Regions from separate parts of the Homo sapiens genome. Here all the other regions are linked to region 1. Evidence: chromatin contacts called from ENCODE Hi-C or POLR2A ChIA-PET data. All regions are on one chromosome and are shown on one strand. Each heading gives the region's core, a stretch centred on a gene start or an enhancer-like site at or near the end of the contact. The rest is flanking DNA. Distances are from core to core; before and after follow the strand shown.

Region 1 (4,850 bases), core at 2,214-4,713:
ATCCCCAATTTGTCAGTGAACAGGAACAGCCTACCACCCAAAACAACTCATTCTATTTTCACAATTTTGAGGAAATTTATCTTGAAAGAGAATTGAAATCTGCTTCTTTTAAACTTCCACCCACTGACCCTAGTTCCTTCTGGTCAAGTCAAATCTGATCCTTCTGCATGACAGAACTCCAAATCCTTAAAAGTGGCTGTTACTTCTTAAAAGAAGCTCCTCTTCTTTAGGTCAAACATCCCATTTTTTCAACTTTTTCTCATTTCCATTTCTCTCATGATCAAGGTCCTCGTTTATGCTCTACAGATAAGTGATTTTGACACTTAGGTGTCTACCACCTTGGAAATGAGAAAAATTAAGGTCCGTTCCTACCCTACTTAAGTTTGGGCCTCTGTGTGGCTTTTTATTAGCTCTCCAGATGATTCTGATAAAGTCTGAGAATGAATACAAGGTCTCACTTATGATAGTATGCTACCCAAAAAGCCAACACAATACCCCAAATATAATATAACTAGTACACAGTAAAGTGGGGCTAACACCTTGCTCTGTCAATAAGCTGTTCTACCAACTTCAGAATTATTCACAGATGGGTGTGTTGGCTGACGCCTATAATCCCAACACTTGGGAGGCCAAGGTGGGAGGATCACTTGAGTCCAGAAGTTTGAGACCAGCCTGGGCAACACAGTGAGATCTCGTCTCTACAAAAAATTAAAAAATTAGCCAGACATGTTGGCAGGTACCTGTAGTCCCAACTACTCAGGAGGCTGAGGCAGAGGCAGGATCGCTCGAGCCTGAAAGGTGGAGCTTGCAGTGAAGTATAATCGCACCACTGCACTAAGCCTGGGTAACAGAGAAAGCAAGACCCTGTCAAAGAAAGAAGAGGTGCAAAGGGGAAAACAGGGAGGGAAGGAGAGAGAGGGAGAGGGACAGAGGGAGAAGGAGAGAGGAAAGAGGGAGGGAGGGAGGGAGGGAGGGAGGGAGACAGAAAGGTGCACTAGCCCACCAACTGAACTGACAGCTGATTGCACCAAAGCATCTTCTTTGTATAGAGCACTGTGATGTCAACACTGAGAAAAAACACAGGCCCTAATACTGATCTCATCTAGTGCTAGATTTACCTTCTAGAAAGCATGATGGAACAAACATCTTCAGAAAACTATAATACTAATTGTAGCTATCCCAATGTAGGCACATCAGAGCTATAGAAACATTGTGATTACTAGCTGGAAACCATACTAGTTGTTGGGGAGGAGAGGGGAGCAGAGGGATGACACTAAGGAAACTAAGTTGCTCTCAACTTCAAGATTTTGTGTGGGTTTGTTTTTCAACGTTTGCAAAGTCAGAAGAGATGGAGGCCATCAGTGAGTTCATCTGAACTCAGGCTACTTGCAAACAGAGACTGGGTAACTGCCTCGTGCACCCTCAAAAATAAATTCATGATGCAAAACTTCATGTAATTTCTGAATTTCTGAATTCCTCATGACGTGCACTTTACCTGTTACCTGTTAATATTTCTGGTACTGAGGGGCAAAAGAAAAAAGTAAAAAAAAATTCATGGTACAGGAGATGTGGTCCATTACAATGACACAATGTTATGGGAAAAAACACACTAAAACCAAGCATACTTTTTTTTTTTTTTTTGAGACAGAGTTTCGCTCCTGTTGCCCAAGCTGGAATGCAATGGCGCTATCTTGGCTTATTGCAACCTTTGCCTCTCTGGCTCAAGCGATTCTCCTGCCTCAGCCTCCCGAGTAGCTGGGATTACAAGCGCGCACCACCACGCCCAGCTAATTTTTTGTATTTTTAGTAGAAATGGGGTTTCACCGCGTTAGCCAGGCTGGTCTCAAACTCTTGACCTCAGGTGATCGGCCCGCCTCCACCTCCCCAAGTGCTGGGACTGCAGGCGTGAGCCACTGTGCCTGGCCAAACCAAGTGAACTTAACCAAGATCCAATCTATTTTCGTTTGAACAGCAAACATTAAAAGTACACCTGGTATTTTCTAACAATTACACGAAGAATGACCAGATGCTTCCTGTTGATGGAACAGTAGAGAACTATAGACTGACAGATTCAGACTACAGTTCACAGAAACAACTGGAAACAAACTTAGCTTCCTTTCAAAGCCATTAAAATACGGCCTTAAATTTTTATGCATTAATCAATTAAGTATAATTGTCTCCCAATAAGTATAATTGTCTCCCAACCTAGAAAACCCAGAATGATTCAGAGAGACAAAGAACTCTAAGGATATGTCTCTGCAAACTGTTCGTTTCACCAAAGGATTCACTGCAGAATTAATTTTCTGTAAAATCTGTACCTCCTATAATTTTCAACATGTTCTATCTTTAAAGATAACATTTACACAAGTGTTGATAGCATATGTGGAATTCACGTGTTACTTGTGTAAATCATTATAAATATGTAATAGAATTAAATGTTTTAATCACTTAAGAATATCTTCGAATGTTCCTGAGTCTCCGAGATCATAGGCAGATTATGCAGTCTTCATCTGTGATTTTGTTTAGTCACCTAAATTCCAACTTTTAAAAAAGTTAGAGCCCAGTAAAAAAAGTATGGGAATCAATCTTATTCAGTCTTGTTAAAATGTGTCTTGCATAACAGCTTGATTTGACTTGTATGGTGAAAGCACGGTAAGAATGACACATTTCTGTTTTTTGGTTTTTTTTTTAAAAAAGTATGAGTGTACAGTGGAGTGTTCCAGAGGTTACATGGTGTGCTAACCACAACAGTCTGACGTAGATCTGAGAATCTTCTATTAAACCAGGCATTAAAAAGATTTGCAAAAATGCAAGATGTCACTCTTATCATCTATGTTAACATGTAATGGATTTATTTTTTGTTTTTGGAAAAAAAAAACCAAGAGAAAAGAAAATAAAGTCATCTTTAGTTTCCTTAAATTCAAAGTCTGAGCCTGAAAATGGAAGTATCAAAGCTGATGGTTATACGTCAGTGAGAAAAAAATTTAAACCAAGCTGGGTGGGTCTTTACATGAGATAAACTATCTACAGGAAAGAATGACCACTAACTTCTGCATAATAAATGAGAGTGGATCTTTTAATTCTGAGATGGCAATGTACTTTACAAGGACCATTTACAGACTACATCAAACCTTTTTCTAGATAAAAAACGTACTTCAGTAACTTGCCTGAATTGAGAGAGCAAAACAGTCCGGAGAGAAAACTTAAAATGTTTCCACATTATCAAGCCCCCTTCAGAAGTACTGTGGTCTCGGCCCCTCCTTTGAACAGATGTCCGCTCGCCACAGTCCAATCAGGTTTAAAGCAAGAGTATTTGTACTGAAAACAAGCTTAAAGTGGGAAGACACACACAAAGCAGGCCTGTATCATTCCTTTGGTTTCAGTTTTCACGATGCACCCTTGAGGCTAGGCACGCTGATTCAACACACTTGGAGAGCTTCACCGAAACACACTAAACACACAGTGATGAACTGTGCCCTGGCAGAGATGACCTGGCAAAATTCTCAACTTCTTCCCTGAGGCAGTGCACCCGCAGTTCTCGGCGGCGAAGTCTTTGGGGCAGAAGTCCCGAGCCTTCAGAACGGCAGGCTTCTCCCCCTCAGGACTCCAGTCCCCGCGGCCAAGGCTGTCGCTGCGGGGGCCCCGCGCGGGACTGGCCAGGCTCTTCCATTAACCCTGTCTGGTCCGGCCGATCCCGCCGCGACCCGAGCGCCTCTCGGCCCCGCAGCACAGGGCGCCCAGGACCCGCCACCCTCGCCGCCCGTTCCCCTCTCCGGAGAGCCCGGCGGGGCCGTCAGGCTGCCGAGACAAAGGGTACCGCGGCGCCAGAGGCCGAGGCCCAGCCGCGCCTGCCTTCCTCTTTCTCCCGCCCACTGCCAACCTCCAGTCGCCCGCAGAACCTCCGCTGCCTCGGCGCGACCCCATCGCCACCCCGGGGCTGCCGCTCGGGACCGGCAAGCCGGGTAGCCGCGAGGCGGCCGCGGCATGCTAGGGCCGAGGAGGGGGCGGCGGCCGCCACCATGTCTGCCCGCCCCTCCCAGAAGCAGTGTGCCCAGCGGACAAAGCGCAGCGGCGGCGCGGGCGCCCAGGCCGACCCCGCCGACCCCCGCGGAATAAGCGGGGCCAGGAGCCCCGGAAACCCGGCGCCTTAATGCAATAAACAGGAAATCGCGGGGATGATCTGGGTTCCGGGGGAAGTGGAATTATTTTTTACCAGCGAAGAGATCAACTTCCACATCCGGTGGTAACAGGGCCCTACACAGACCCGCACTGACCTGGAAAAGCTTCGGGAGCGGCGACGGGAAGGCAGCAGGAGGTGGTGCGGGGACCCGAGGCGCCTCGTACCCGGCCGGGCTGACGCGGCCCCGCTACACACAAAGCGCTTCAGCTGCACAGGGCGCTATTTTCCGAAAATGCCGCGTCTGGTCGGCGCCCAAAATCCCCACCGAAAAGTCCCCCGTGCTGCGCGCGGAGGGACACATGGTGTGCGAGTGAGTCAAGCTCCCAGCATCCCTCCCGGACCCGGCCCTCTTCAGCTCATCGCCCGAGGATTTTCCGCCTCTGCCCTCGTCGGCAGATCCTGCTCCTACCCACTCCCTAGCTGTGTTCCCGCGGGGAGAGAGGGGAAAGAGGGTCTGATTTTTTAACGAAGGGAAAGAAAATATGCCATTTCTAGCGCTTCAGCCACACAAAGAAAGCGGCGGAATGATCCGCTCTCGGCGACCGCAAGTCCCGGCTCGCCCGGCGCCTGCGCGGCAGCGGGGGTGGGAGCTGCGGACGGCCATGTGCGCGGCGGAGAGGCCGGGTGGCCACCGAACCTTCCCGCCTGTTCTGCGGTGGGTAGGAGTTTG
Region 2 (4,850 bases), core at 658-3,157, 5.9 Mb after region 1:
TAACCTAAATCTTGTATTTAAAAATTGTCACTTTAAAAATGTGCAAATACTGTTCATGCAACGCCAGTTGCTTTACGATATGTTTTCAAAATGAGAAAATGAGTTTTGATATTTTAGTACTCATATTCAATGATGGCCCTGCAAAGATTTCATTTCCATTTTCAAAATCAAGGCTTTTTAAAATACCATATAAAATTCTTTTTAAACTTCTATTAAAAGCAATCTTAGACCAAATTCCAAATATTACTTTCCATTTAAAAAATATTGCTACACTTAAAAAAGGCAGTTAATGAAGCATCCTACAAAACAATGCAAGTTCATGTTCAAAGAATATTGCAATGGCTCTAACAGTGGATGGACTTAGTGTATTTAATTATTAAAAGATTCCCACTAGACTTTAGGAGTTTAATGCTGAAATATTGGAAATTTTCATACAAGAAAGTAAAATAGCGAAAGATATTCCATCAATGGTTTCTTTTAAAAAGACATACAAATGGCAAGACATTTGATTCCCTATATTTTAATTTAAAAAAAAACCACTTTGTTGTAAACTACCATCTTAAAATATTTTATACTAAAAAAGCACTTTCTTCACAATCAATGCAAAGAATAAACTCCCTGAAAAAGAAATTTAATATTAGGATAAGGGAGGCAAAAACATTCAGAAATAGCAGCTAACCCAACTGAAAGGAAGAGACACATTAGGTTTTGTGCTGCATATTAATATTCTTACGCACAGTATCTGTTTGGTGAAAATTCACAATACACTTCTTCCTCCTTCTATGGCTGCAAAAAGGAGTAAACACATTTCACATTCTCCAGTTCCAAATTCATGCCACCATCATGCAATATGACTTAATTTCGACCCATATTTCTGTTACAATGAGTGAAAAAATAAAACCAAAAAACTTGTTTATCTGCACTCACAATTGAGGAAGGGGTAAAAGCATTTTTTAGCTAAGAAGACAGGGGCTGATTGATGCAAAGTCCGCACACCTCCAGAGATCCTACAAATGTGCACCCGACTGGGGAAAGCCACATTCAATGAATGCATCAGCCTCCTCCTCCGCTCCCCCCGCCCGCCGCCCCCCACCCACTTTGCAGCAGAAATGTGCCTGGGCTTTTTCACGCGAGCGATGGAGGATCCTCTTACCAGATGGAGTTCTTGATCTTGTGTTGCAGCGCGCTGGCCTCTGTCCCTGGCAGCCCGGGCACAAGGGCTGGCAGGGCCACCCCCGAGTTGGGGGCGCTGGGGGGAAGCTGCTGATGGGCATCAGGCTGCTGTGGTGGCGGCTGTTGTTGTTCCTCTGCCATCGCTGCAGAGGGGTGGGAGGGAGGGAGGGAAAGATGGGGGCGCGGGGAAGGGTGAGGGAAGAGACCGGGAGGGGAGGACGAAGGGGGGAGAGGAGGAGGGGGAGGGGGAGGGGAAGAGGAGGAGGAGGAGGAAGGAAGCTGGATAAGCTAGGCCTTTACCCCAGGGCTCGAGTGAGTCGCTTTCGCCTGCCGCCTGGGGAACATCACCGGGGAGACCAGCGGCTCCTCACGGCCGGGGCGCTTCACCGCGGGAGAGGCATGGCGGCGCCCCTCAGCCCCCCGCTGGCGCCGCCGCCTCCTCCCGTCAGCGGCCGGGGCTGTGGGGGGGTGAGATGGGGGCGTTTGAAGACGAAGTGGGGGGGGCAGGCTCCCCCCAAAATCCAAGAAGAACGGTTGCTCAGGGATTTGGCGGCCAAGCCTTCCTTCCTTGTCCCCGGGGCTTTCTACTGCCGGGTCCCCGTGCTGCTGCAGCCCCAGGCACCGCTCCACGCCACTCCCCACGCCGCCGCCGCCGCCGCCGCTCGCTCCCGGCCCCGCCGCCGCCGCGGCCGCCGCTGCCCTGCCAGCCCCGGAGGCAGCCCAGTGCGCGCAGCCGCACTGCGGCCCGGCGCAGACCGCACAACACCTACCGCTCCGCCGGGGGGCGTGGACCAGGGTGTGCGGGCCGCGGGCGCGACGGGCCGGGATGGGGGCGCACGGCGCGGAGGGCGGCGCGGGCCAGCGGGCCAGGGAAGCGCGCCGCTGGGGGCCGGGAGGAGTCCGGCCCGGCTGGTGGAGAGCAGGAAAACGTGGGGGAGGTGCTGGCGAGAGAAAGAGAACTTGCGTGAGGAGGAGGAGGAGAAACCAAATTTAATAATATTTGGCGTGGAAATGGGATTTGGGCGGGGGAGGCATCTTCAAAGCAAGTAAAGAGAAATCAACATTATCCCCCTTCCCCTGCACATGCATGTGAGGATTACTTCCTCCCTGAGTAAATGAAGAGAACTGAAGCAGGTAAGACGATAAACTGACTTTTCAGAAGCCCCCAAAGAAGAACACCCGTTGGAATTAACCACCCTTTAGGTAATTCGGTCTTGAACGGAAATCGCGAGTCAGGAGCTGGGTTGAGTGCTCCTCGGTCGGGCATTCAAAGCCCTCCAAATCTGGCCCCACTTTAACTATCCAATCATAGCGGCCTCCATCCCCCTGCAAGAACTCCCGGCTCCAATCAGGGAAGTCTCCATGCCATCCTCAACGCGCAGCAGATTCATTCTTCCTTCGTGCCTTTGCTCATGCTGTTCCCCTCCACCTCCCCACCCCACCCCACCCCCTTTCCAGGAATGCCCTCCCTCCTTTATACCGCTCCCAATTCCACCCAGGCTCTAAAGCATAGCTCAAGTCGCGGCTTGTCAGGGTCCCTGCAGCCAAGGCCACTGCCTGCCTCTGAAAGAAACGCATGTAGTACTCACAACATGGAGGCTCAGGCGTCAGCCACGAGCTCCTTCCTTTGGAGCCCGTTGAACACCCGCCCTCCCCCCGCAGACTCCGCACCATTCCCCCCCTTCCCATTCATACCTAAATGATAGCTTTGCCACAAATAAGTCAGTCTCCTTTAAGAGCAGAAGAATTGGCTTTTCTAGGTGGGGCTGATCAGGGAGGCTGCGTGGATGTAGAATACAACAGCCAAGGCCTCTGGCACCAAATGGAACAGCTGTTCAGCTCACACTGACCTTTCTTTGGGCCCGTGGGTGTTATGAGCCCTTCAGCTTTAACTTTTCTGATAGAGTGTCTATCAGGTTTCTACCTGTTAGATCCTCTGGCCACTTTCCTGCTGTGTGTGGACTTTGGGCTGTGGGGCTCTGCCACCTTTTAGACTCCTAGTGGATGGTGAATCTGATTGGCTTGGGTTGCCTGGCCTTTGAGTTCTCAGTTCCCTGCCTTGGCCTGAAACCCTCTTGCTTTTGTCCACTGTGCCCTCTCTCCTGGCCCACAGACTTAAGGCCCAGACTCACACTGAATGCTTGCACGTGGTGAGGGTTGAGGGTGGGGGTGCAGGGAGGAAGAACACCTGTGTGCAAAATAAGCCGCCCCCCCGCCCCCGGGGCCTCTTGGATTACGCTGTGCTCCAACTACCCATTGCACGAGTTGCATCACACAAATGAGCCCCCTTTTCCATACTCTAAGGTCTCTATTAGCTTAGCCACTTTAGGAAACTATAGGTGGTTTACGACATTCATTTTGCATACATATCTTCATGTGGGTGTGTAAAGACAGTATTTTTGTGGACCTAATTGATAGACATGGTGTGCACTAGACAGAAGCTTTGAAGGATAAAAATAGCTAATGTTTGTTGAACACTTTGTGTGCCAGACTAGCACTTTCCATACATTATCATAGTTATTCCTCCCCAAGAGTGTATAATGTAGGTATTATTAGTCTCCCTCTGTTACAGATGAAATGGAAGCTTAGGTTAATTAACATTCTTAAAATTACCCAATTAGTAAATGCAGGAGCCAAAATTTGAGTCCTGGAAGTTTAATTCCAGAGCCTGCAAGCTATGCTGAAACTGGAATTACGCTGAAAAATCTTGAATGTAGGTATATATATACGTGTGTGTGTGTATGCCCTATATCACGTTGAGGAAAGTTGCCAAGTTCCCCAAGGTTCTAATTTTTTGCCTTGCCAAGAGAGAATGATGGCTCCAAGTTGCAACACCCTGGGAGGGGGAGATCCTTAGGAAGTGGGAGAGTCATCGAGGGGGTAACGTATCTAAGGTCTGCCAAAGGCCTTAAGAAAAGGAAGCCGAGAACCAAGACGTTTTATAAAAAGTTCGCTACCGGGTGTCACACAGGCTGGCTTCCCAAGTGCAACTTCTGAGAGTTTTTAATGGGTTCCATAAAAGAGCCAGGTCACCCCAGCAGCCACTAGAGGGCTCACGAAGCTGCAGCCGCGGGCTGCCCTCTAGCGGCGGTGCTGACCGGAGTGTGGTGGTAAACCTTTTCCGGCCTTCCAGGACCTACAGGGAGTTGAAGGAGACCAGCAATGGGAGGGGTGGCAGAGAGTATCAGACTGAGGAGACCTTATTGCCAGAGTGAGATACCCTTTCAGGGAGGAAAGGGGCAGCCCTCACTACTCACTTAACATCTGGGAGTACAGTGGGTGTTTTGTTCCAGTCTTCAGAGAAGACTGTGAATAAAATCATGACATTAAGAAATCTGATGAAGTTACCCAAAATTTTGAGTGTGGACTCAAGCCAAACCCAGGGACCCTGAATAAAGGCAGGAGTGTAGCCATGTGCTTCTCATATTATGTGGGTTCCTTTGATTGTGCAACCCTGTACTGAGGACCCTCAAGGACCCAGAATCAATGTGGCTCATTTTCTCTGAGCATCATTTTGACTCTCTGGTAAATAAGGTAAGACATTGTAGTAAGCATGACTTTTTAAGATAACACACAAGTATTACCCAACCCTGAGGAGCCTAAGTTTATTCTCTACTGGGAAAGTGTACACCAGAGGAAAATTTTGAGGAACACTGATGTAGTGGGTTAGAAAAACC
Region 3 (4,850 bases), core at 745-3,244, 5.2 Mb before region 1:
TCCAAGCCACTGTAGAGAGGAGAAGGGCCAAAGACAGCTCAGGCCCATGTTGCCTGTGCCAAACAGGCAGTGGTTAGAGAGGAGGAGACTGACTGGTCAGTGGGAAGAACAGGGCCTATCCCTCTCCTCTGTCTCACTGTCACTACCTCCATCACATCACACAATAGCAGGGGACAAGAAGCAGACGAGCACAGCCTTGGAGAAGTGCCCTTGAACCTTCCTCTGCAGAATAAGTATCCTGGCCCAGGATGGGCAGCCATGCCCCATGGCAAAAACTAGGGGAAAAATAATTTGCATTCCTGAGGCTTCTGCTCTGACCCTGACAGATCTCTCTCATCCAGGAAATCTGGCGGAACGGCGCTCTCTCAGCTAAAAAGCCTCAATCCTGGAGCCAACGGATTCGGAAAGCAACTTTGCACTCCAATCAAATAAAAATGTTCTTCTCTGCTGAGGAGAAGGGGGCAGGCCCCAGAACTGAGCTCTCGGGGTGAGTGAAGAAGGACAGCAGAGCCAAGGCAGCCCACAGAGTCATCATCACAGAATTTAGGGGCCTGGGATGGCTTTCAGCTCTCACTCTGCCAGGGAGGGATAAGGCCAACCCGAATCAGGGCAGGGCCCTGAGGCATGGTGGATTTCCTGTTCTCCTCCCTATCCTGGTGCCTGCAGACCCAGGAAAAGCTCCAGCCTCCCTCAGAATGGACCAGGGGGAGAGGGAGGCCAGGAGGAGAGGAGGAATGGGCTCAGCTGCTTAGCCCCATGTGGGCAACAGGTCCTGAGCACTGACTATCCTCATACCTGAGAGGACGAGGGAAGGAGGGAGGAGTGGGCCTGGACCCCACGAAGCCCCCTTGGCAAGAGCTGTAAGCTGCCTGTCTTCGCCTCCTGAGAACAACAGCCTATAGGGCAAAGGCCAGCTCGTGCTGTGTCCGCAAGGAGAAACCCGTCTTCACCTCCTTTCTGGGGCTTCAGCACCTGCAAGGATGCTTAGGCTGGAGAAACAGGAGGAGGAAGAGGAGGAGGAAGCAAAGAGGCAACAGGAGGGAAGAGCTTTGTGCTGGCTATGCCCAGGGGGAAGGGTCAGAGATCAAAGGGCACTGAGCCGCTGCTTCCAGAGGGGCAGAAAGGCCATCAACCAGTGGGGGTTGGGAGGTGCGCCTCAATTCCCGTTAGCAAAAGGCTCATGGATCAGGCTAGAGGGGGCTACGAAGTGGAGAGCCAGCCCGGGAGGGGGAGGGTCACCAGTTCTGGGGCCATTACAAAGGATAGGGCAGAGGGGCAGAGTTTGGGGCTTCCGTCTCAGATTAGTCGGTTGAGAATCTGAACAAAGGTGGGTGAAGGCTCGGAACCCCGGGGTCAGGGGCTCGCGTCTGCCAGAAGCTGAGACACCGAGGGGCCCGGGCCAGGCCACCTTTGTCCCTCTCGCAGCCTCCAGACCCCTGACCGCCTTCCCTCCTGGCCATCCCGGCCCGGCGCGGCACTCACCCTATCGCTGCTGGCGGGGGGTCCGGAGATCCGCTCATCAGCAGGCGGCGCCGGGGGCCCCGGGGTCTCGACCCGAATAAGGCGGTGTGGGGGAGAGCCGTGGCGCGGGGGCGGCGTGGGTCCGGGGGCGACAGGGGTGGCGAGGGCGGCGGAGCCGGACGACCCCCCGGAGTAGGGGTCTTCGAAGTCGCGCTCCCGCTGCAGCCTGTAGGCGGCCAGGATGTCCGGGGGCGGCGCGGGGGGCGCGGCCGGAGAGGGCGCAGGGGGGCGGTAGTCGGGCTCGGGGGGCGCCGGCTTGCTGCCCCCTCCGCCGCCGCCCCCCCCGCGGAAGCCCAGGTGCTCCCGGAGCCACTTGGCTACTCCGCCGCTGCCGCCCCCTCCTGGGCCGGCTCCCGCACCCCCGGCGCCCCGGCGGGACCCCCCCGGGCCGCCCCCAGCGCTCCCCTGCGTTCGCGGCCCCGGGCGGGAGCCAGCCGGAGGAGCTCCGCTCAGTAACATGGGGCCAGCCAGACTGAGCGAGGGGAGCGCAGCGGCGGGTGGGGGGCGGGGGCGGGGGTGGGGAGGGGGGCGGGGCTCCGCCGGGCGGGGAGGGGGCGGGGCGCTTCAGTAACAAGGGAGAGGCGGGGCTCCGCTCCCTAACAGGGTCTTCCTCCTCCCGTAGCTCGGAAGAGTGTACGCGGGCTTCCAGCCGGTATGCACAGGCAAGAAGTGAAGTGGGCAGCCCTGGGGCAGAGGATGCGACTACTGGACTGAGGTTGAATCCTTTACGTGTCGCCACGCGGTCCCCTGTGGGGAGCGCATCCATCCCCATCTGTTCTTTTCCCCAGCTCCCAGCTCGTGCGAGACGCAAAGAGGGGAGCCCCCAGACTCCTGACTCTAGGGAGCCTTACGCCTCTCCTCTTCCCTCTCCCAGGATCTCGCAACTGGGAAACTATAATCTAGGAGGAAAATCTAGGCGGGCAAGAAAAGGGGCTAGGTTCTGTAAGATGTGTCTGTAAGCCTCCTCCTCCCGTGCTACCTTGGGAGCCCCACAACCTCCTCCCATCCAACCGTACGCACTGCACATACCCGAACCTACGTTACTTCCCGATCCAGGCAAACACATCTCACATCACATACAAACAACTCCCTAGAGACGCCCACTTCTCCCGTGTCGTTTTCACACACGCCCTTCTCACACGCAAACAGCCCTCGCTCAAACATCCCCCACCCACGGGAGCACCTGCTCCAAACGGGCCCACATGGCCCTGACGATAGCATGCGCACGCACGCAGAAATCCCTTCCAGCCACATCCCGGGCTTCATTGTCAATCAGATTAGTAACAGAATGGAAACAGACAAGTCAATAAATCAAGTCTAGAAACAGTCCCAGTGTTGTCTATCACAAACTCCTTATCCTCTTGAGGCTCAGATGCTCAAGTGCTAGGCATTTTTGTCTTAGAAATAAAGCCAGTTCCGGCTGGGCGCGGTGGCTCACGCCTGTAATCCCAGCACTTTGGGAGGCCGAAACGGGAGGATCACGAGGTCAGGAGATCGAGACCATCCTGGCTAACACGGTGAAACCCCGTCTCTACCAAAAATACAAAAAAATTAGTCGGGTGTGGTGGCGGGCACCTGTAGTCCCAGCTACTCGGGAGGCTGAGGCAGGAGAATCGCTTGAACCCAGGAGGCAGAGGTTGCATTGAGCTGAGATTGCGCGACTGCACTCCAGCCAGGGCGACAGAGTGAGACTCCGTCTCAAAAAAAAAAAAAAAAGAAAAAGAAAAAAGAAAAGGAAAGAAATAAAGCCAGTTCCTCACCATAAATGTAGGCCTGAAGCCAACACCAACACATTTGCTCTTGGCTCTGCTGGGAAAGCAGCTGTCTCACCTCACTTTACCCCACCCCCTTTCCCCCACTGCCTCAGTGTCTCCGCACTCCTAGGTTCATGTCTGCCTTTTTTTTTTTTTTTTTTTTTTTGAGACGGAGTCTCACTCCGTCGCTGGAGTACAGTGGCACGATTTCAGCTTACAGCAACCTCCACCTCCCGGGTTCAAGCAATGCTCCCAGCTCAGCCTCCCTAGTAGCTGGGATTACAAGCGTGCGCCACCACACCTGGTTAATTTTTTGTATTTTTAGTAGAGATGGAGTTTCACCGTGTTGGCTAGGCTGGTCTCGAACTCCTGACCTCAAGTGATTCCCCACCTCGGCCTTCCAAAATGCTGGGATTACAGGTGTGAGCCAACGGCACCTGGCCATATCTGCCTTTTGAGGGCGCAAAAAGCCAAGAGGCCCCAAAGGAAAGGAGTTCAAAGCGGGGGGTGTAAAGAAGGATGTAATGGCAAAACTGTGAATCTCCTGGGATTCCCAGGGCCCCGAGTCTCAAAATATTTGTTGAGTTCCTGCTTTGTGCAAATTCTAGTTGGGCGAGGTGGCTCATGCTTGTAGTCCCAGGTACCTGGGAGGTTGAGGTGGGAGAATTGCTTGAGCCCAGAAGTTCAAGGCTGCAGCGAGCTATGATTGTGCCACTGGTCAGACAGTGCTGCTTGTATTTAGGACAGTGCTTCTGATCAAGCCAGTGCTGCTTGTATTTAGGACAGTGCTTCTCAAACTTTAATGTGGACACTAATCTCCTGGGGATCTTGGTAAGTTACAGATTCTGACTCTCTAGGTCTAGCTGGGGTGGGGTCCCAGGTGATACAGATACTGCTGGTCCCAGACCACATGTTGAGTAGCTGGACTGTAGGAGATACTGGAGAATCTGATGTTGAACTTGGTTTTATGAAGTATAATAGAGAAAATAACGTGCATATTTTTAAAATGTGCAGTTAAATTGACTAATGGTGCAAAACGAAGCTGGACATAGAGATGATAAATAGAGAAGAATGGTCCAGTTAATGTATATCAGAGAGTCTCCACAGTCACCAGGTGTGAGGGCATGGATAGGTAACTAATAAGAAATCCAATAGTTGTGGGCTGTAGCCAGGTATTTGGGGAAGGTACTCAATGCTACTGATACTTGCTTTCATGATCTCTGGAAAGGGCGTGATAATCATTGTGTGAGGATTAAGGGAGGTGATGAATATGAAAAAGGTTTGAAAACTGTAAAATGCTTACAGTGGAAGGTGTGACATGAGTTAAACTGCTTGACAGCTCAGAGGAATGAAATCAATCAAGTCTGCAGGCTTCATGCAGGACAGGAGGTAGACCTGAGCTGGGTAGGATTTGGACAGATGAAGCAAAGGAGTGAAAGGTCATTCCAAGACAGGAGGTCGGCATTAGCTGGACAAAGGCATAGAGGTGGGAACCCGCACACCATAAAAAAGGGGAGTATTCATGATGGGAAGAGTAGGAATAAAATAAGATGGGAAGGAGGGAAGATGTCATAA

What was found. Hi-C counts contacts between places; a loop is a spot of excess contacts on that map. ChIA-PET counts read pairs that join two places held with the same protein, here RNA polymerase II (POLR2A). Pooled maps may share reads with other maps.
Region 2: a loop to region 1 is called in a pooled map, with 10 times the contacts of the local background. The contact joins the promoter of RFX7 here to the promoter of GABPB1-AS1 in region 1. A Hi-C loop is called at or near these places in 6 of 50 pooled maps. POLR2A ChIA-PET finds 5 or more read pairs at or near these places in 2 of 52 experiments (HCT116 and WTC11).
Region 3: a loop to region 1 is called in a map of CD8-positive, alpha-beta T cell, with 12 times the contacts of the local background. The contact joins the promoter of SHF here to the promoter of GABPB1-AS1 in region 1. A Hi-C loop is called at or near these places in 1 of 168 maps with a recorded cell type or tissue (CD8-positive, alpha-beta T cell) and 1 of 50 pooled maps. POLR2A ChIA-PET finds 5 or more read pairs at or near these places in 2 of 52 experiments (A549 and activated B cell).

Annotation. Positions count from the first base shown.
Region 1 is chr15:50,350,711-50,355,560 of GRCh38, forward strand. It overlaps GABPB1-AS1 (GABPB1 antisense RNA 1), which reads left to right and starts at 3,464. Exons shown (of 1, transcript NR_024490.1): 1 at 3,464-4,850. It overlaps GABPB1 (GA binding protein transcription factor subunit beta 1), which reads right to left and starts at 4,488. Exons shown (of 9, transcript NM_016654.5): 1 at 4,275-4,488. It overlaps GABPB1-IT1 (GABPB1 intronic transcript), which reads right to left and starts at 4,169. Exons shown (of 1, transcript NR_026891.1): 1 at 1-4,169. RefSeq lists enhancers at 3,472-3,531, 4,270-4,850 and silencers at 3,662-3,871, 3,882-4,131, 4,712-4,761.
Region 2 is chr15:56,241,972-56,246,821 of GRCh38, forward strand. RFX7 (regulatory factor X7) reads right to left here and starts at 1,908. Exons shown (of 10, transcript NM_022841.7): 1 at 1,474-1,908; 2 at 1,154-1,316. The coding sequence starts at 1,314. It overlaps LOC124903569 (laforin-like), which reads right to left and starts at 2,847. Exons shown (of 3, transcript XM_047433428.1): 1 at 2,763-2,847; 2 at 2,012-2,208; 3 at 1,380-1,911. The coding sequence starts at 2,847. The coding sequence ends at 1,462. It also overlaps a transcript of TEX9 not described here. RefSeq lists silencers at 1,434-1,503, 1,594-1,653, 1,804-2,093, 2,584-2,633 and enhancers at 1,880-2,525, 2,526-3,171, 2,884-2,933, 3,172-3,817.
Region 3 is chr15:45,185,972-45,190,821 of GRCh38, forward strand. It overlaps SHF (Src homology 2 domain containing F), which reads right to left and starts at 1,995. Exons shown (of 7, transcript NM_001394037.1): 1 at 1,483-1,995. The coding sequence starts at 1,980. LOC124903481 (a long non-coding RNA gene) reads left to right here. Exons shown (of 2, transcript XR_007064608.1): 1 at 1-487; 2 at 2,144-2,847. RefSeq lists an enhancer at 423-975 and a silencer at 1,890-1,939.